2 separate regions of the Homo sapiens genome follow, and region 1 is linked to region 2. A link is a loop called in an ENCODE intact Hi-C map of the cell type or tissue named here. Cell type or tissue: psoas muscle. All regions are shown on one strand. Links, peaks and the distances in the headings refer to the core of each region. The heading gives the core; the rest is flanking DNA. Region 1 overlaps ANKRD27 (ankyrin repeat domain 27). Region 2 overlaps ANKRD27 (ankyrin repeat domain 27).

The links. Peaks named below come from ENCODE experiments on the same cell type or tissue, not always from the same donor. Only the 100,000 strongest peaks of a DNase experiment are listed, where the experiment ranks them.
Region 1: a loop joins it to region 2, with 2.5 times the contacts of the local background. A loop is called at or near these places in 4 of 110 quality-filtered maps.

The regions. Positions count from the first base shown.
Region 1 is chr19:32,593,411-32,603,657 of GRCh38, reverse strand. ANKRD27 (ankyrin repeat domain 27) reads left to right here. Exons shown (of 29, transcript NM_032139.3): 26 at 1,532-1,643; 27 at 3,608-3,686; 28 at 3,882-3,954; 29 at 5,280-6,652. The coding sequence ends at 5,513. Among named protein-coding and RNA genes, the nearest start is that of SNORA68B, 9.9 kb to the left of the region's middle. RefSeq lists enhancers at 9,960-10,247, 9,470-10,247. In psoas muscle, for the core only: a CTCF peak has its summit at 3,825 (motif pointing left); no DNase peak of the experiment used is centred there.
Region 2 is chr19:32,645,462-32,655,708 of GRCh38, reverse strand. ANKRD27 (ankyrin repeat domain 27) reads left to right here. Exons shown (of 29, transcript NM_032139.3): 3 at 5,917-6,027; 4 at 9,094-9,250. It also overlaps the pseudogene RN7SL789P. Among named protein-coding and RNA genes, the nearest start is that of ANKRD27, 25 kb to the left of the region's middle. RefSeq lists an enhancer at 5,749-6,250. In psoas muscle, for the core only: no CTCF peak of the experiment used is centred there; DNase peaks (open chromatin) are centred at 2,558 and 5,788; H3K27ac peaks cover 1,051 bases.

The DNA of each region.
Region 1 (10,247 bases), core at 647-8,646, 52 kb after region 2:
CTGAGGTGGGAGGATCGCTTGAGCCCAGGAGGTCAAGGCTGTAGTGAGCTGAGATTGTGCCACTGCACTCCAGCCTGGGTGACAGAGACTTTATCTCAAAAAAATGAAAGTAAAAGTCCTTGAGTCCTGTAGGAATCGTGATTATTGGCCTACTGCCTTCTCCAGTGCTGTGGATGCTTGCGTGGAGAGCGGCGGGGAAGGGTCCTTTTCCCCTGGCGAGCGGCAGCTCTTTCTGTTCCTGTTTTCCTGCTGAGTCTTTCTTTTGTTTTCTACCCAAGATAGACAGCGAGTAGGCTGTTAAGTGACACAACTGAGAAGCTAACATCACCATCAATCCACTCCATGGACAGGCTCCTTAGAGTAATTTTTTGTTTCTTAAGACAGAGTCTTGCTCTGTTGTGGCGTGATCTTGGCTCACTGCAACCTCTGCCTCCTGGGTTCAAGCGATTCTCGTGCCTCAGCCTCCTGAGTAGCTGGGATTACAGGCACGTGGCACCACACCTGGCTAAATTTTTGTATTTTTTGTAGAGACGGGTTTCACCATATTGCTCAGGCTGGTCTTGAACACCTGACCTAACTGATCCGCCTCCCTTGGCATCCCGAAGTGCTGGGATTACAGACGTGAGCCACTGTGCCTGGCCTCCTTATATTAATTTTCAGTGACAGAATTGAAATATTTTAAACTCTCAGTTTAGTACTTTCTTAAATGATTATGTTGAATTTTTTTTGGTTTTTAAAATTTTTAATTTTATTATTATTATTATTTTTTGAGACAGAGTCTCAATTTGTTGCCCAGGCTGGAGTATAATGGTGCAATCTTGGCTCACTGCAGCCTTAACCTTTGGGCGCAGATGATCCTCCAACCTCAGCCTCCCAAGTAGCTGGGACTATAGGCGTGTGCCACCATGACCAGCTAATTTTTTTTTAATAGAGACAGGGTTTTGCCATGTTGGCCAGGCTGGTCTCGACTGCCTGGGCTCAAGCAATCCACCCGCCTCGGCCTCTCAAAAGTGCTGAGATTACAGGCGTGAGCCATCGCGCCTGGCCTTTTATTATTTTTAAATAGAGACAGGGCCTTGCTATGTTGCCCAGGCTAGTCTTGAACACCTGGGCTCAAGCAATCCTCCCACCTCAGTCTCCCAAAGTGGTGGGATTGCACGCGTGAGCCACCGTGCCCAGTTAATTAATGTGTTTCAATGAGTACTTACTATATGGGGGCCCTCAACAGCCTCATGATAAGCATATGATAGTAGATCTTATTATGGTTGAGCTGGTTGCATGGAGTGGTTGAATCCCCAGCGTGGAGTCCACAGAGAGGGCAGAGCTTTTACCCAGTGGTAAAAGCAGAGCCGGGCTCCCCATGCAGGCCTGCTTTTACCACTGGGCTTTATGGCCTCCAAGCTCCATTTGTAATTATTTCTGAGCTTTTTCTGCCCAGTCACACTAATACTGACATTTAGATCAAAAACAAATAATAACCTATTAAAAAAGAATAAAAACATTACTGTTCCTTTTCCCTTTCAAATTGCAGAATTCAAAAATAATGGAATTGCTTCAGGTGGTACCAAGCTGTGTTGCTTCATTAGATGATGTGGCTGAAACTGACCGCAAGGAGTATGTCACTGTTAAGATCAGGAAAAAATGTAAGAGTTTACGTTCTTTCTGTCACGCTCAAGTTGGGTATATTTAGACATTCATGAGTAGTTGCTGGTGTTCATTTAATTGTATATGTAAAGTGTAATTATAATCATGCCTGGAGGAGATACAGGCACCAAAGAAATGTATGTTACCTCCCAATTTATCAGACTATGGGTAAGCTTTTTTTGTTACTAGTTTTCTGGTTGATGGTAATGATGTTTCCTGAGGAAATAGGATAGAAACTGTCAACACTACCTTGAAGGTTCAGGTGTCTGCCTATGGAGATGGGGAACAGTCTCTGGGATAGTTTCTTTCATGCCTCATGTTCCAAAGTCAGGTGTTCTGGGCATTTCCTGGACATCCAGGGTAAATGCTACCTTTCAAGATTTTTTTTTTTTTTTTTTTTTTGAGACAGAGTCTCGCTCTGTCACCCAGGCTGGAGTGCAGTAGTGTGATCTCAGCTCACTGCCAGCTCTGCCTCCTGGGTTCACGCCATTCTCCTGCCTCAAGTAGCTGCCTCCCACTCTCAAGTAGCTGGGACTACAGGTGCCAGCCACCACGCCCAGCTAATTTTGTTTTTGTATTTTTAGTAGAGAGGGGCTTCACCGTGTTAGCCAGGATGGTCTCCATCTCCTGACCTCGTGATCTGCCCGCCTTGGCCTCCCAAAGTGCTGAGATTACAGGTGTGAGCCACCAAGATTTTTTATTTAGTTAGTTTTTTTGAGACAGAGTCTCACTCTGTCACCCAGGCTGGAGCGCAGTGGTGCAATCTCAGCTCACGCAACCTCTGCCTCCTGGGTTCAAGTTATTCCCCTTCCTCAGCCTCCCGAGTAGCTAGGATTACAGGCACGTGCCACCATGCCTGGCTAATTTTTGTATTTTTAGTAGAGACAGGGTTTCACAATGTTGGCCAGGCTGGTCTCAAACTCCTGACCTCAAGTGATCCGCCCTCCTTGGCCTCCCAAAGTGCTGGAGTTACAGGTGTGAGCCACCGCGCCTGGCCTCAAGATTTTTTTTTAAGTTTGTACGTGTACGGAGGTTGATTATAATTAAAACAGCAGTTGCCGAACAGCAGTGAGACTGAAGTATTTTCTTCTTTTTAAAAAGTTTAGAAGGGGTCCTTGTTCTACTTTTTTTTTTAATTTACAATATGAAATATTATCCAGTGAGGTATGCAATAATGCAATACAATAATATGGATAAACCCATTCACATATCTCGATAACCCTGAGACTGTCTCACCGTAATTGGTTGTGGCTGGGGGAGTTAAGGGAGTTAAGGTTTTATTTTTCTATTTCATGGGGGTTCTCATAATACAGGCTGACTACCCCCTATCTCAAATGCTTGGGACCAGCAGTGTTTTGGGTTTTGGAATATTTGCATTATACTCATTGGTTGAGGATCCAAATCAGGAAATCAGATTCTTCTGAGCATGAAGTCAAAGAGTTCAAAATGTCTCGGATTTTGTAGCTTTTTTTTGAGATGGAGTCTTGCTCTGTCGCCCAGGCTGGAGTGTGGTGGTGCAATCTCGGCTCACTGCAACCTCTGCCTCCTGGGTTCAAGCGAGTCTCCTGCCTCAGCCTCTTGAGTAGCTGGGATTATAGGTGCGTGCCACCACGCCTGGCTAAGTTTTTGTATTTTGGGTAGAGATGGGGTTTCTCCATGTTGCCCAGGCTGGTCTTGAACTCCTGACCTCAAGTGATATGCCCACCTCGGCCTCCCAAACTGCTGGGATTACAGGCATGAGCCACTGCACCCAGCCTGTGGCATTTTAGGCTTTAGATTTTTGGATTGGAGATACTCAACCTGTTATAAATAGGTACTAGCTGTGTTTCTTTAAGCAAATTCAGTGCTTCAGTTTCTAAATTTTGTAAATCTGAGAATAGAAAGATTGTGTCTGTGCTGTAATTTTAAAATAATCTTTACAACTGTTTTTGAAGTTTTTAGATGTTTATCTTTTTATCTACAGGGAACTCAAAACTGTATGATCTACCAGATGAGCCTTTTACAAGACAGTTTTACTTTGTCCACTCAGCTGGTCAGTTTAAGTGAGTATGAAACTCAAGTTGATTTCTGTGCTTTTGCCCCTAGTTTACTCCAAGCTGCACGTAAGCTGCTTCAATTGTAATTGGTTATGGACAAATCTGCACCTACTAATGTCAAAAATGCTGCCACCTTGTGGCCAACCAGAGTGTTTCATGCCACTGTCCCAAATATTTATTTTCGTTTATTTTGGGTTTTAGGGGAAAGACTTCAAGGGAGATTATGGCAAGAGATAGAAGTGTCCCTAATTTAACCGAAGGTTCTTTGCATGAGGTAAGTTATTAAACACTGGCTTTTAATCATATTTTCTAAAGCCCGGCTTTGTCAAAAGTAATCCATGGTAAACACGTCTCCTTGATCGTCATCTTCATTATTCCGTGCGCCGTATGAGTTAGCAGCAGTTAAAACTGGAATTATTTCATGGGACAGTGTAGAGTACAGACTTCACTGATTGTTATAACTAAAAGTACATTTCTGAGCAGAGGAGTGGAAAGTGTTACATGTGTGGGAAACCACAGGTCTTGGTGCTTATAGGAGATGAAACATCCCACATTTCACTATGGTTTTAATCACCAAAGAAAGAAAACGACAGTTTGTATATAGATGGGTAAATGATGTCTCCAAGTATGGTGTACAGTTGCTCAGACAATTCTTTATGTGGCCATCTTCCCACTACATTTTTTTATTTATTTATTTGAGACAGAGTCTTGCTCTGTGGCCCAGGCTGGAGTGCAGTGGCACGATCTCGGCTCACTGCAGTCTCCACCTCCCGGGTTCAAGCATTCTCCCGCCTCAGCCTCCTGAGTAGCTGGGATTACAGGCATGTGCCACTATTCCTGGCTAATTTTTTTGTATTTTTAGTAGAGACGCAGTTTCACCACGTTGGCCAGGCTGGTCTTGAACTCCTGACCTCAAGTGATCTGCCCGCTTTGGCCTCCCAGTGTGCTGGGATTACAAGTGTGAGCCACCGTGCCCGGACCCTACTGCATTTTTAAATCACTCAGAAGCTTGATTGAAAACCTGTGATCGGAGACAGTGATTCTTCTCAGAACCACAGCTTTCCTTGTTGCTGATGAGAATTTATAGCATATGTAGCATAGGCTTGTTGGAACAAATACACAAAAGTTCTAAATTGTTTTAGATAATTAAAATGATTTTAATTAACATGACTAATTTTGATACCATATTTAGTCTTATGTGGTGTTGCTAGGAGACCTGCTGCTTTGTGGGAAAGCCAGAATCGTTGAAATCTGCCTGAGTTCCATCAAGTGCTAGCTTTTCCCTTGCTAGCTGTAGGACTTTAGGCAGGTGGCTTAACTTTGCTGATCCTGTTTCCTCAGGTGTAAAACGGGGATAACAATAGTAGTACATGCCTCCTAGAGTCATAAAGATTGTGAAAACAAGTGAAACATTTACTCTGACACATGTAGTATGCACATGCCATGTTACCACGACAGGGATGTGAGAATTGAAATTATGCCTGTCAAGCACTGAGCACATTATGTGACACTAGGCACTAAGGGGCAGCTGTCACTGTCATGGTTGTGGCTTCCAGTACAGTGAGGACGTCAACGGTTAAAAATGTACTTTTTCTTTAGCCAGGGAGGCAAAGTGTCACACTGAGACAGAATAACCTGCCAGCTCAGAGTGGATCTCATGCTGCTGAGAAAGGCAACAGCGACTGGCCAGAGAGGCCTGGACTGACACAGACTGGCCCTGGACACAGACGGATGCTGCGGAGACACACGGTAGAGGATGCGGTCGTGTCCCAGGGCCCGGAGGCTGCTGGCCCCCTCTCCACTCCCCAAGAGGTTAGTGCTTCCCGGTCCTAACAGGAATGAGGAGTTGTTGAACCCACTGCTAGGAAGCAAGGATGCAACAAGATGATGCTGAGCGTGAACACATCTGAGAACTAAATGTGCTTCCATGAGACTGGCTTGAGAAGTCTTCAGCACCAAGTTCCTGAAAGCTTTTCTGTGGCAGGAAAGAATGCAACAAAAAAGTTAACCACCACCATCTCTCTCCTCTTCAAAGCTAATGAATACAATTGAAACAGACAAAAATTCCAGTAGCATCCAGATCCTTAAGCCAGAGGTGCATGCTTCTTTTTAAGTATGAGGGTTTGTTGGTCACAGTGGGAGAGGTTTCACCACCGCATTCTGACCTCCTCCTCCCAAAAGGTGCTAAACCTCTCTGACCTGTGTACATTCACAAACCACAGCTAGAATTCCTCCACCTAGGATTAAGCTGGAGAGAAGTAAGTAATTTAGGTTTCATGGTACTGTAGAGGCCAGGCTGAAATGTCATATCTGAAGGAAGAAAGCAGCAGCTGGACAATGTTTCTTTGCAAAGCAACACTCGAACCAAAAGATGCCTCAATCCCATTTTGATATTCATTTTAGTGAAAGGATGCATCAGACCTGTTCCACATCATGCACATGGGAAAGGGTGGTTATCATTTTCCTTCTAACAAGTAGGTACAGATATTCGGTTACTACACGTGCACCTGTAGCAGTATTTCTAGAAACATCCCTTTTTGTTGAGAACCTCCCTTGAATGTCTGTCACACTCACACCTGACGGGATGGTTACTGGATTAGAGAGTAGATTTGGCACATCTTTTCTTAGTCTTTTGATTCAAATTCAAAACTTAACAGCACAAACCAGGTCAGAGTTACTTTCGGTTAGAATTTATTGCCATTTATTCCTTTTTATAAATTTCTATAGATTATACTGTTATTTTTATGTTATTGGCCTAGAGCTACACGTATATGGGTTTGTCCTGAGTCCGTTTTCAAATGACCTTGTGATAGGGAAATGGTTTTGTCCATGTTCTTGGAAATACTTGTGTATGTACAGAAGGAAGGGAGGGATTATTTTTCTACAAAGTAATTTATGATTTCTAATTTTCTAATGTGCCTTGGATATGTGCCAAATGATGGAAAAGAAACAGTAAACTTTATGATTCTTGACTGTGTCATGGTATTTTTTTTTAGTTGTTTGGCTGCAGATGATATGTTTCTCAGCCTGTCTGCTGTAAACATGTGCTTTGTGTGTGAGAAAAAGGGTCCCCATTGAATGGATATACATTTTTCAGTTATAGATGTGAGATTGAAACATGGGAACTTGATCACTTAGCTCATTATTCATCTACTGACCAAGGCCTACTTAACCCAGTAGGCACAGTGTCCCGGGCCCACAAAAATGTTTTTCTTTGGAAATCAGAAGAATAAAATGAATACAGCTTCCTACCCCAAACAAACAGGAAATGAGCCCTGTTGCTTTGCTAATTTCTTTGTTCTGATTTTTCCTTTTCCCTTTTTTTTTTTTTTTTGAGATGGAGTCTCGCTCTGTCACCCAGGCTGGAGTGCAGTGGCACCATCTCGGCTCACTGCAGCCTCCGCCTCCCAGGTTCAAGCAATTCTTCTGCCTCAGCCTCCTGAGTAGCTGGGACTATAGGAACCCACCACCATGCCCGGCTAGTGTTTTTTTTGTTTTTGTTTTTTTGTTTTTGTATTTTTAGTAGAGACAGGGTTTTTCACCGTGTTAGCCAGGATGGTCTCAATCTCCTGACCTCGTGATCCGCCCGCCTCGGCCTCCCAAAGTGCTGGGATTACAGGTGTGAGCCACCATGCCCAGCCTTCCCTACTTTTAAACAAAACCACCTTATAGACTGAAGCTGCTGTGGTTCTATACCATCCTAATTAATACATCCTATACAGTTTATCAGCACAGGTATTCTCAAGATACAAATACACACATTTGACACCACCTAATATGTTGGGGTAGTGCAATATAATTTTGAAAACATTTTCTTGAGATGATGGAGTCTCGCTCTGTCACCCAGGCTGGAGTGCAGTGGCACCATCTCGGCTCACTGCAGCCTCTGCCTCCCAGATTCAAGCAATTCTCCTGCCTCAGCCTCCCGCATAGCTGGGATTACAGGTACCTGCCACCATCCATGCCTGGCTAATTTTTATATCTTTGGTAGAGATGGGGTTTCACCATGTTGGCCAGGCTGGTCTTGAACTCCTGACCTCAAGTGATCTGCCCACATTGGCCTCCCGAAGTGCTGGGATTGCAGGCATGAGCGACTGCGCCCAGCTGAAAACATTTTCACATATACCCATTTAATTTCAACAATCACTGTGAATGGTAGAATTGTCAAATGAGGAAACAGGTTCAGAAAAATAAGGGGACTGCGAGGGATCTCACAGCCAGGATCAAGGCCTGGTTGGCAGTGGCAGCTGCAAGCTTGGTGTACCCTTCCTCTGGAGAGGTAAATGCTGTTTCTTTTTGAGCTATTCTGGTCATCAGTAATGTTTTCCATCTTAAGTGACTCCCTCGATTATTTTTAAAAAACAGTTGTCATCCTGGCCAACATGGTGAAACCCTGTCTATACTAAAAGTACAAAAATTAGCTGGGTGTGGTGGCGTGCGCTTGTAATCCCAGCTACTTGGGATGCTGAGGCAGGAGAATTGCTTGAACCTGGGAGAGAGGTTGCAGTGAGCCAAGATCATGCCACTGCACTCCAGCCTGGCAACAGAGCAATACTCCATCTCAAAAAAAAGCAAACAACCAGTTGTTTTTTCCAATTGCTTTCCCTACCCAAAACTTGATGTGACAGTTGAGAAATTAATGCCCCTAATTTCCATTTTTGTGGAAAAAAGTTTTGAATTCAAAGTAACGCAAGTTCACTGATTTAAATTAGAAAGTTTAGAATAACCACTCTCCACTCCCTAAAATGTACTCCAGCCTCTTATTGCCATCAGGAACCTCTCTCCTTGTACATGGAACCACTTTTCACTCTCAGGTAGGTGTCTGAAAGAGTCTGACCATCTTTAAACACACTCACAGCAGTTGCCATTAGGACAGTGGTTATCCTGTGAGAAAGCACAGAACTTGTGAACTGCCTCATGTCCTCCTAGCATTTGTATGTAAATGAGGCCTAAAGCAAAATTTACCTGTAAATGGGATTTTTTTCAAAATCCCCGACCAAATTTTTTTTAAATTACCAGTTTACCCTGACAGAAAATCCCCAGCCAGATTTCATCTTATGATCATTCTTTTAAAAATATGTTGATGTTCTCAACGGTTCTACTTATTTATAATGTTAGATATTGTTCTATTTCTTCACTGACAATAGTTGCAAATTTCAAATATAGTAGAATCTCCAGTTTAAACATGTATCAGTAGTATGCTGGCTAACGCAGAGACTGGGGTTTGCAAACCACATTTCCCTTCATTTTTTTACTAATCCTATTCACCTTGTTAAATTTATGAATTTAATCCTGTGCTAGGTCTCACAGGACTACGACATTTAAAAGGTTACACCAAACAGCTGGTTGATGGTTAAGTTTATGATTTAAATATATGAGCAGTGGCTTGCACCTACAGTCTCAGCTACGAGGGAGGCTGAGGTGGGAAGATCAGTTAAACTCAGGAGTTTGAGGCCAGCCTCAGCAACACAGCAAGTCTCCGTCTCTGAAAACCGTAACTTATGAGTGCAGGTTTTCATAACCTAGTGGAAAGAAAGCACAACAAAAGAGAGAACATTTAAGTCACCTGCAACATTATCAGTGATATGTTACCAAAATGTTTAAATGCTGAAGTGTCTCAACTGGATTTGAAATCATTAGAAGTCATTTCTCTTACAAACATGTTTATTACTGTAGTAGCATTACCAACATGTCTATTTTGGTCATTTTCTTTTTCAGTCATTATCACTCTAGTTATTTTGGAGGGAGTGGTATTTGTTAATATCAGTACCTCTGAAAAACAATTATAAATGAGATCAAAGCTAGCTTTTTTTTTTCTTTGAGATGGAATCACCCAGGTTGGAGTGCAATGGCCTGATCTCAGCTCACTGCAACCTCTGCCTACCAGGTTCGAGCCTCCCAAGTAGCTGGGATTACAGGTGTGTGCCACCACGCCCAGCTAATTTTTATATTTTTAGTAGAGACAGGGTTTCACCATGTTGGCCAGGCTGGTCTCAAACTCCCGACCTCAAATGACCTGCCAGCCTCAGCCTCCCAAAGTGCTGGGATCACAGGTGTTAGCCACTGTGCCTGGCAAAGCTAGGAATTTTCTTACATTAAGTGGAAGTAGTATCTGCAGGAAGAGAAAGAGCTTACCTGCTTTCAGAATCTACATCTTAGAATATTAGATGTGCTCAAATGTTGAACCTGATTCAGTCTGATGGACAGGTTTTAATTCCCCTTATGTTATTGGCGGCTGCTGCTGCTGCTGCTATATTTTTCTTCCTGAAGAGTGCTGGAGCAGCTTCTGTTTCCGCCACGGACACTTTTCCTATCTAATATTCATGGCACAGTTGCAAAGGGTAGAGTCATGCTGGTACACGTGCTTAAAAGCTTTTGGTCAGGGAGGAGCCAAGATGGCCGAATAGGAACAGCTCTGGTCTACAGCTCCCAGCGTGAGCAACGCAGAAGATGGGTGATTTCAGCATTTCCATCTGAGGTACCGGGTTCATCTCACTAGGGAGTGCCAGACGGTGCAGGTCAGTGGGTGCAGCCCACCGTGCGCTAGCCGAAGCAGGGCGAGGCATT
Region 2 (10,247 bases), core at 1,104-9,103:
CGTTCTCAATTTCTTGCCCAGGCTGGCCTTGAACTCCTGACCTCAGGCGATCCTCCTGCCTTGGCCTCCCAAAGTGCTGGGATTACAGGTATGAGCCACCATGCCTGGCCAACTAAGTGCTTTTCAGCTACAAGTCATGGGATCCCACTCAAGCCCACTTTAGCAAAAGGGGGATTTTGAATGAACTTTTCTGCCTTGTCACCTTCCTTTCAGGGACACCGGAGAATGGAGATTCTTCTTAGGCTGTGCCATCCAGGGTTGCCCCACAGAACCCCAGACCCTCAGTCCAGCTCCTCCTGAGATCCAAGGCATCCACAAGGAACTGCTGGGGTCCACATGGGGCAGCAGTGAGCCTCTTGTCTTCCTCAGCCTTGTTTGGTGGACTTGAATCAGTGAGGTTGCCAGGCATGTTGGTGCAGGCCTGTAGTCCCAGCTACTCAGGAGGCTGAGGCAGGAGGATCGCTGGAGCCCAGGAGCTCTGGGATGTCGTGAGCTATGCTGATTGCATCTCCACACTAAGTTTGGCATCAATATGGTGACCTCCCAGGAATGGGGGACCACCATGTTGCCCAAGGAGGGGTGAACACTGCCATGCTGGAAATAGAGCAGGTCAAAACTCCTGTGCTTTGCCAGGCACAGTGGCTCATGCCTGTAATCCCAGCACTTTGGGAGGCCAAGGCAGGCGGATCATTTGAGGTCAGGAGTTCAAGACCAGACTGGCCAACATGGTGAAACCCCATATCTACTAAAAATACACAAATTAGCCAGGTGTGGTGGTGCGTACCTGTAATCCCAGCTGCTTGGATGGCTGAGGCATGAGAATCTATTGTACCTTGGAGGCAGAGGTTGCAATGAGCTGAGATTGCGCCACTGCACTCCAGCCCAGGTGACAGAGCAAGACTCTATCTCAAAAAACAAACAAACAAACAAACAAAACAAACAAAAAACCCTCCCGTGCTGATCAGCAGTGGGATTGCACCTCTAAATAGCCACTGCACTCCAGCCTGGGCAACATAGTGAGACACCATCTCTAAAAAAAAAGAAAAAAAGAATCAGGGAGGCCAGCATCTCAGCAGAAATCAGCAGAGTGCAGGAGCTGCTGTCACTGTCACACTGGTCAGGTTTGCTGGCCCATGCCGGCCCCCTCTTGTCCGTGTGAGGAGGGACATGGACCCACACCTGTCCAGTCCGCAGTTGTGCTCTACCTATGTTCATAGATTGAAAGAAAAAGTCGAATATCTCGATGGTCTCCAGGAAAATGCCATCCTTTCTGTCACCTCTAAGGGATCCCTGTGGCCTCAGCAGTTGAATGCCAAATATCTTTCCATGAAGTTTGGACATTGTACCAACTTTATTTCATTTTTAATATTTTGGTAGAGATGGGGTCTCACTATGTTGCCCAGGCTGGTCATAACCTTGTACCAAGTTTGACTGCCCTTGAGTCTGCCCTGGAGATCAGAGTCCTTTATCAGGCTCCAAAAAATGTGAAATCACTTAAAAACATGTCTTGGCCAGGCATGGTGGCTCACGCCTGTAATCCCAGCACTTTGGGAGGCCGAGGCAGGCGGATCACTAGGTCAGGAGTTTGAGACCAGTCTGGCCAACATAGTGAAACCCTATCTCTACTAAAAATACAAAAAATTAGCCGTGCGTGGTGGCAGATGCCTATAATCCCAGCTACTGGGGAGGCTGAGGCAGGAGAATCGCGTGAACCCGGGAGGCGGAGGTTGCAGTGAGCTGAGATCACGCCACTGCACTCCAGCCTGGGCAGCAGAACGAGACTCTGTCTCAAAAAAACAAAAACAAACAAAAAAAACCATGTGTCTCCCGCAGAGTGAACCGCACCACGCTTCTCCCTGCGTGCACGCTGCTGGGCCGCCTCATCTCCATGTGGCCCTGCAGCAGTGTGTGTGGGGCAGCTGAGGGTGCAGCTTGACTGCTCCTTCCCTCCCCACCCCCACCCCGTCCCCGCCCCCGCCACGCCACGCCTCGAAGCGCCTTCCTTCGCAGGTGCTCCTTTTGTGGGGATGCCCCCACATCCAGGCAGGTGTCTCCTTCCTGCCCTCCTCTGCTATCTGATTGGACAGTGGAAGCGCCTTCTCCTGTGCTCACCCAGATTTCAAATTTCAATTTCAGAGGCCTGTGACAACCCCACTGCTTCTAAAAGTCACCTCTGTGCTTACAACTATCCGGCTAATTACACACCTGTGGCGTCCTCAGAGCAGGCTGGGCAGGTCTGCGTCCCTGGGGCTTTAGTGCAGAGTTGAAAGTCCTCCAGGTTTCCCAGGTGCACCAGGAGACTGGCCCCTTTGCCTACAGGAAAAACAAAAATTTCAAAGGAGATTGAACTTGGTTCTTTTATTGAGTTGTCTGATTTAATGGGGTAAGTAGGCTCCGGGGGCCTAGTCTGGGAGCCTAGCAGCATGTCTTCTAAGCCCCAGGAACTAACTTTCATCCGAGCTAAGGGCGCTGAGACCCCTGCTCCAGTTCTCAGAATTTATTTAGTATAGATGCTTCCAACAAGCCGTGGCCATCCACTCCACGCCAGGCACCGTGCCAGGTTTCAGGGTTACACGATCAATGGGGAACTTGGCACGCCTTCAGGGAATTCCAGAACAGGCCATTTGCAGGCCAGAGGAATATCAGGACAGAAGGCAGCGTGGGCAGTTGTGGAGTGCTTAATCCAGCCTGGGGAAGAAGCAGGAGAGTGCCCTGGAGTAGGTGCCACTCAGGCAGATTCTTGCCTTTTATTTGACTTTTCTTTTCTTCTTTCTTTCTTTTGAAATGGGGTCTTGATCTGTCACTCCCACTGGAGTATAGTGGCGTGATCTTGGCTCACTGCAACCTCCACCTCCTGGACTCAAGTGATCCTCCTGTCTTAGTCTCCTAGGTAGCTGGGACTACAGGCGTGCACCACCACGCCTGGCTAATTTTTGTATTTTTTGTAGAGACAGGGTTTTGCCCTGTCGCCCAGGCTGGTCTCGAACTCCTGGACTCAAGTGATCCACCCGCCTCAGCCTCCCAAAGTGCTGTGATTACAGGCGTGAGCCACCTCACCTGTCTCCTTTTGTTTTTCCTCATAAAATGCAGCTCCTGCAGGACTTTCTTTCCCCCAACCCCACACCCTACCCCCGGGATGGAGTTTCGCTCTTGTAGCCCAGGCTGGAATGCAGTGGTGCGATCTCGGCTCACTGCAACCTCTGCCTCCCGGCCTCAGCCACCTGAATAACTGGGATTACAAGCGGTTGCCACCGCGCCTGGCTAATTTTTGTATTTTTAGTAGTAGAGACGTGGTTTCACCGTATTGGCCAGGCTGGTCTCAAACTCCTGACCTCAGGTGATCCACCTGCCTCAGCCTCCCAAAGTGTTGGAATTACAGGCGTGAGCCACCACACATGGCCTTTCTTTAATTACTGTGATTTAAAAAATTCTTTCTAAAGGGGCTAGAATAAACCATTTTTTGGTTAAGCCTTGAAATTTCTGGGTCCCCACCTTCTGGTCAACGCAGTAACTCTGAACTTCGTCTATGCCGGTAACTCTGGAAAGTCTTTGCCAGCAGTAAAAACTCCACAGCTACTCCAGAAGTAGTCTGAAGCCCCCTAAGGGATAGCCTGGAGGCCGTTGGCCTAGCTCTCTACCCCCTATCCCAGGCAACTCCTCCCCGGTCTCAGCAGGATTGCTGTGGGGATGGTGGGTGGAGCCAGGGAGCCCAGCGTTGGCTTCTGGTTGCTATGAAATGCTCTGGGCAGCAGGGGCCTCTCTCTTTCTTGGCATAGGAGGAACTAGAGCTCCTTTTTATGTCTGCCAGAAAACTAGTTGGGGGAAGGGTTGGTCCTGAGGGCCCCCGATTTACCCAGTAAACATGCACTGGGCACCTGCCTCGTGTCCAGCAGTGTGCTTGACAGTGGGGATGCAGTGAATGGGGCCAGACGTGCATTATGCAAGTCAGGGAGGCGGAGAAGGTGATGCAAACAAGCGGGCAGCATGTGGGCACAGTGGGGCAGAGTTCTCTGAGGCCCCTTAGAAGTTCCTGCTTCGAGGCCAGGCGTGGTGGCTCACACCTGTAATCGCAGCACTTTGAGAGGCTGAGGTGGGCAGATCACAAGGTCAGGAGATCGAGACCATCCTGGTGAACACGGTGAAACCCCGTCTCTACTAAAAATACAAAAAAATTAGCCGGGTGTGGTGGCGGACGCCTGTAGTCCCAGCTACTTGGGAGACTGAGGCAGGAGAATCGTGTGAATCCGGGAGGCGGAACTTGCAGTGAGCCGAGATCACGCCACTGCACTCCAGCCTGGGCAACAGAGCGAGATCTGTCTCAAAAAAAAAGAAGTTCCTGCTTCCCAGAGGCCACATGAAGGCCCTCCAGCCACGGCCCTTCCTTGAATGGGATGGTGTGAGTCCTTCATGCTGCAGCTGGAGGGGGGGCCATCTCTGACTTCAAGCATTAAATACCCGAGGACTGGCTCTTTAGATCCCATTGCCTGTGGCCCACTTTGGCCTCTAGGATCTTCTTTCTTTGTCTGCCAACTGCAGTGGTGAGGCCACTTGGGAGCCTTGAGGTCATTTCTTCTAGCCTAACATCTAAGGGCCTCCCTTTATTTTAATTTTTTATTAAAATTTCAGATTATTATGTTTAATTTCAAACAAAGAATAATACAATGGACCAGGCACAGTGGCTCATGACTGTCATCCCAGCACTTTGGGAGGCCAAGGTGGAAGGATCGCTTGAGGCCAGGGATTCAAGACCAGCTTGGACAAAATAGTGAGATCTCATCTCTACTTAAAAAAAAAATGCTGGTCATGGTTGTGTGCACCTGTTGTCCCAGTTACTTACGAGGCTGAGGCAGGAGGATGGCTTGAGCCCAGAGGTTGAGGGTGCAGTGAGCTATGATTGCGCCACTGCACTCCAGCCTCGGTGAGAGAGCAAGACACTGTCTCCAAAAAAAAAAAATAAATAAAAGCGTAAAGAAAAGAATAGAAGGAAACCATCATCCATGTGAAGTGTTCTTTTTTTTTTTTTTTTTTTTAAAGACAGAGTCTTGCTCTGCAGCCCAGGCTGGAGTAGTGCAATCATGTGATCTCAACTCACTGCAACCTCTGCCTCCTGGGCTGAAGCACAACCTCCCGAGTAGCTGGGATTACAGGCACATGCCACCATACCTGGCTAATTTTTGTGTTTTTAGTAGAGACAGAGTTTCACCATGTTGACCAGGCTGGTCTCAAACTGCTGACCTCAAGTGATCTGCCTGCCTCAGCCTCCCAAAGTGCTGGCATTACAGGCGTGCGCCACCACCCCCGGCTAATTTTTGTATTTTTAGTAGAGCCAGGGTTTTGCCATGTTGGCCAGGCTGGTCTCAAACTCCTGACCTCAAGTGATCCGCCTGCCTTGGCCTCTCAAAGTGCTACGATTATAGGCATGAGCCACCACGCCTGGCCATGTTTCTTTTTTGAATGGTGGGAGAAAGTGTGATTTTTTAGCTTCCCTTTTCTGTACTTTCCAAATGCTCCTCTCTTCATCTGGGCTTGTCCCTGAGCCCCTGGGTCCTTATAACTGTGCTGTTAAGAATAGAGAGGGAGCCTGGGGCCACTAGCCTGGGGGGGACCCAGCGATTGTAGGAAGGAGCCGTCAGCCTCCACATCTGAAGGTGGAGAAGGATTTGTACTGTTCGCCTCCTCCCTCTGCCTGTGGTGGGGTGAGGCTGATTCCATCACAACAGCAACAACAACAACAACAGCAGCAGCAGATCACCTCAGCTGGCAGCCACTGTGGCCGTGTTGGCAAGGGACCTCGGGCGTTCTCTCTGCCAGCAGGTCCCGCTGTGTGTCCAGCTGGAGCGCCTTTGGGGACACCTTGTTCTGCTGAGGTGGTAAATGGCACGTCTGTCTAATGTTGCCCCGAATTGTTTTTTCCAGGTCTTAGTACCCTGCAAAGGAAGCCTGTCGAGCAGCATCCAGTCTACTTGTCAGTTTGAGTCCTACATTTTGATACCTGTGGAAGAGCATTTTCAGACCTTAAATGGAAAGGTATTCATTTCTTGGTGGATCAGCCAGGGTCACCTACTCGGTGTTTGGGGCCAGAGGGGAGGAAGAGAGTCCCGTTCTCAGCCTTTCACAGCTACTGGCAATGGTGGCATTTGACACACACTGCAGCCCCGTGGGGGGCTGGAGGGACCCTGCCTTTGTGGTGGAGGAAAGGGAGGTAGTGATGGTAAGCTGGACCCCAGCTGCTGTCTTGGAGGCCGGGAGGTGCCAAGCATCTCTCTCTGATCCCGTGATGGGGTTTCTGCCGTGTGTCGCTGGAACACCTCCTCCTTGCTGATGTCCGAGCCAAAGGAAGTTGTTTTATCCCAGTGCCGTGAAAAGCTTGTCAGTGTCTTGGTCCCGAATAGGACATCAGGGATGAATATTTTAGTTTTTAAAAGCTTTTTGTTTCAGCTGGACATGGTGGCCTACGCCTATAATTCTAGCACTTTGGGGGGCCGAGGCAGGAGAATCACTTGAGGCCAGGAGTTTGAGACCAGCCTGGAAAACATAACGAGACCCCATCTCTGCCAAAAATAAAAATAAAAAAATTAGCCAGGCGTGATGGTGCGTGCTTCTAGTCCTAGCTACTTGGAAGGCACAGGTGGGAGAATTGCTTAAGCTGAGGAGTTTGAGCTTGCAGTAAGCCATGATTGTGTCACCACACTGTAGCCTGGGCAACAGAGTGAGACCCTGTCTCAAAAAAAAAAAAAAAACAAACCCAAAAAACAATCTTTTTGTTTTGAAATAATTTCAAATGTTTTAGTAAAGTTGAAAAAACTCTTAAATGTGCTTCCCCCCAAGCTGTTAACATTCTTGCCACATTGGTTTTATCGCTGTCTCTCAACACATATTATTATTATTTTGAATCTTTTTTTTTTTTTTTGAGATGGAATCTTGCTCTGTCACCAGGCTGGAGTGCAGTGGCGCTATCACAGCTCACTGCGAGCTCCGCCTCCCAGGTTCACGCCATTCTCCTGCCTCAGCCTCCCGAGTAGCTGGGACTACGGGCACCCGCCACCATGCCCAGCTAATTTTTTGTATTTTTAGTAGAGACGAGGTTTCACCATGTTAGCCAGTATGGTCTCGATCTCCTCACCTCATGATCCACCCGCCTCGGCCTCCCAAAGTGCTGGGATTACAGGCGTGCGCCACCGCGCCTGGCCTGAATCTTTTGAGAGTAAGTTGCAGGCACTGTGCCCTTTAGCCCAAGACAGCTCAGTGTGTATTTCCCAAGAACAGGCATTCTCTTATGTAACCACAACGCAATGATCACACTCAGATAATTTAGCATTGATAGAATGTCCTCCAACATATTGTCCTCATACAGACTGTGCTGATTATACCAATTATATCTTTCATAGCAAAAAAAACTTCTTCTTAGCTCTAGAATCACACACTACATTTTTTTTTTCTTTTGAGGCGGAGTCTCACTCTGTCACCCAGGCTGGAGTGCAGTAGCTTGATCTCAGCTCACTGCAACCTGCGCCTCCCAGGTTCAAGTGATTCTCCTGCCTCAGCCTCCTGAGTGTCTGGGACTGCAAGCACTCGCCACCATGCCCGGATAATTTTTGTATTTTTAATAGAGACGGGGTTTCACCATATTAGCCAGGCTGGTCTCAAACTCCTGACCTCAAATGATCCACCCACCTTGGTCTCCGAAAGTGCTTGGATTACAGGCATGAGCCACTGCACCCGGCCTGGATCCTTTTTAAATGTTGCAACAGAAAAAACATTGAGCTGTTTCTTTAGGAGAAGAAATTCTGTGTTCTTTGTGAAAAGAAAAGGTAAGAAAGCTCTCCCTATCTAAGAGATGGAAGTAATCTTGTGCTGCAGTGTGGCCAGGGCTGAATCCCACCTGCTACTCCCTGCATGGCTTACTGTGGTCATGGCCGGGTGCTGGGGGCAGACCAGCTGCGCAAAGCCCGACTCCTGTCCTTTTTGTAGATCTAGGTGTCCAAAAGAGAACAAATCAACTAAGCTGACTGACAGCTGGGGTGAGCAGATCTCTAGCAGGAAAACAGCAGTGTGTCTTGTGAGCCACAGGGCAGAGCAGATGCACTGACAACCCCGTGCTTCCTCTCCCTGTCACAGCGCCACAAACCTCAGCTGCCGCATCTGAACACAGCCCCTGCCCCAGTGAGGACACTGTGGCCGGGCTTCCCTGACTATGGGGATGCCGGGAAAAACAGGGCCATTCCTGAATGGGAATAAAATCTCCCCCTCTCAGAACCTACCTGCTTCCGCTTTAAAAGCAAAACAAAACAAAACGACACATACCCCATGGTTAACATCAACAGTGAAAAAAGCTGACATCATGTGCCTTCCAACAGGATACACAGAGGGAGATAAAACATCCCTTTCAGGGCATTCCTATCAGAAACGTGTAACTGTAAAACCGTAATCTAATTGTCAGGAAACATCAGACAAACCCTCCCAAACACACGGAGGGAGAGTCTGCGATACGCAACAAAAATGTCAATGTCGTGAAAGGCAAAGAAAGACCGAGGCACTGTTCCAAATAAAGGAAACTGAAAAGATGAACAAATGCATCGTGTGGGCCAGGTGTGGTGGCTCACGCCTGTAATCCCAGCACTCCAGGAGGCCAAGGCGGGCGGATCACCTGAGGCTGGGAGTTCAAGAGCAGCCTGGCCAACATGACAAAACTGTGTCTCTACTAAAAATACAAAAATTAGCTGGGTGTGGTGGTGGGTGCCTGTAGTGCCACGTACTCAGGAGGCTGAGTCAGGAGAATTGCTTGACCCTGGGAGGCGGAGGTTGCAGTGAGCCGAGGTCGCACCACTGCACTCCAGCCTGGGTGATGGAGTAAGACTCTGTCTCAAAAGAAAATAGAAATGATTCAGGTATCTTGCAGCCATAGCTACTAGGCCAACAAAGAGGAAACATTTTAGTATCAAAATGAGCAAAACAGGAGAGTATTTGTGCCCCAGCAAACCCACAATGGGGTGAAGGCCGTAGGGTCTGGTTAAGTGCTGCATCGGGGGCCAGGCTGAGAGTGGGATGTGGTTGCCCCGGCTGCTGGTGCAGTGATGGCTTTCTTGTTTCCAGGATGTCTTTATTCAAGGGAACAGGATTAAATTAGGAGCTGGTTTTGCCTGTCTTCTCTCAGTGCCCATTCTCTTTGAAGAAACTTTCTACAATGAAAAAGAAGAGAGTTTCAGCATCCTGTGTATAGCCCATCCTTTGGAAAAGAGAGAGAGTTCAGGTATTCTGGGAGAAAAAACCTTTTTCTCCTGTTTTAGAAAAATGTGTTTGTTGAACTTGTTCCTGACTTAGCTGTTGAAAGGTTAAACAAGGCCGGGTATGGTGGCTCGCGCCTGTAATCCCTGCACTTTGGGAGGCCGAGGCACAAGGATCACTTGAGGCCAGGAGTTCAAAACTAGCCTGGAAACATAGTGAGACCCTGTCTCTATAAAAAAATTAAAAAAATCAAGCCGGGCGCAGTGGCTCACGCCTGTAATCCCAGCACTTTGGGAGGCTGAGGCAGGCAGATTACTTGAGGTCAGGAGTTCAAGATCAGCCTGGCCAATGTGGTGAAACCCCATCTCTACTAAAAATACAAAAATTAGCTAGGTGTGGTGGCATGCACCTGTAATCCCAGCTACTCGGGAGGCTGAGGTAGGAGAATTGCTTGAACCCAGAAAGTGGAGGTTGCAGTAAGCTGAGATCACGCCTCTGTACTCGATCCTGGGTGACAGAGTGAGACTCTGTCTCAAAAATAAAAAGTAGGCTGGGCGTGGTGGCTCACGCTTGTAATCCTAGCACTTTGGGAGGCCGAGGTGGGCGGATTACCTGAGGTCAGGAGTTCAAGACCAGCGTGACCAACATGGGGAAACCCCATCTCTACTAAAAATACAAAAAAAATTAGCCACGTGCAGTGGTGCGTGCCTGTAATCCCAGCTACTCAGGAGGCTGAGGCAGGAGAATCACTTGAACCCGGGAGGCAGAGACTGTGGTGAGCCGAGATCGCACCACTGCACTCCAGCCTGGGCTACAGAGTAAGACTACGCCTCAAAAAAAAGATAAAAATAAAAATAAAAAGTAAAAAAATAAAATAATTAGCCGGGCATGGTGGTGCATGCCTGTAGTCTCAGTTACTCAAGAGGCTGAGGTGGGAGGGTCACTTGAGCCTAGGAATTCAAGGCTGCACTGAGCCATGATCACACCACTGCACTCTAGCATGGGCTACAGAACAAGACCCT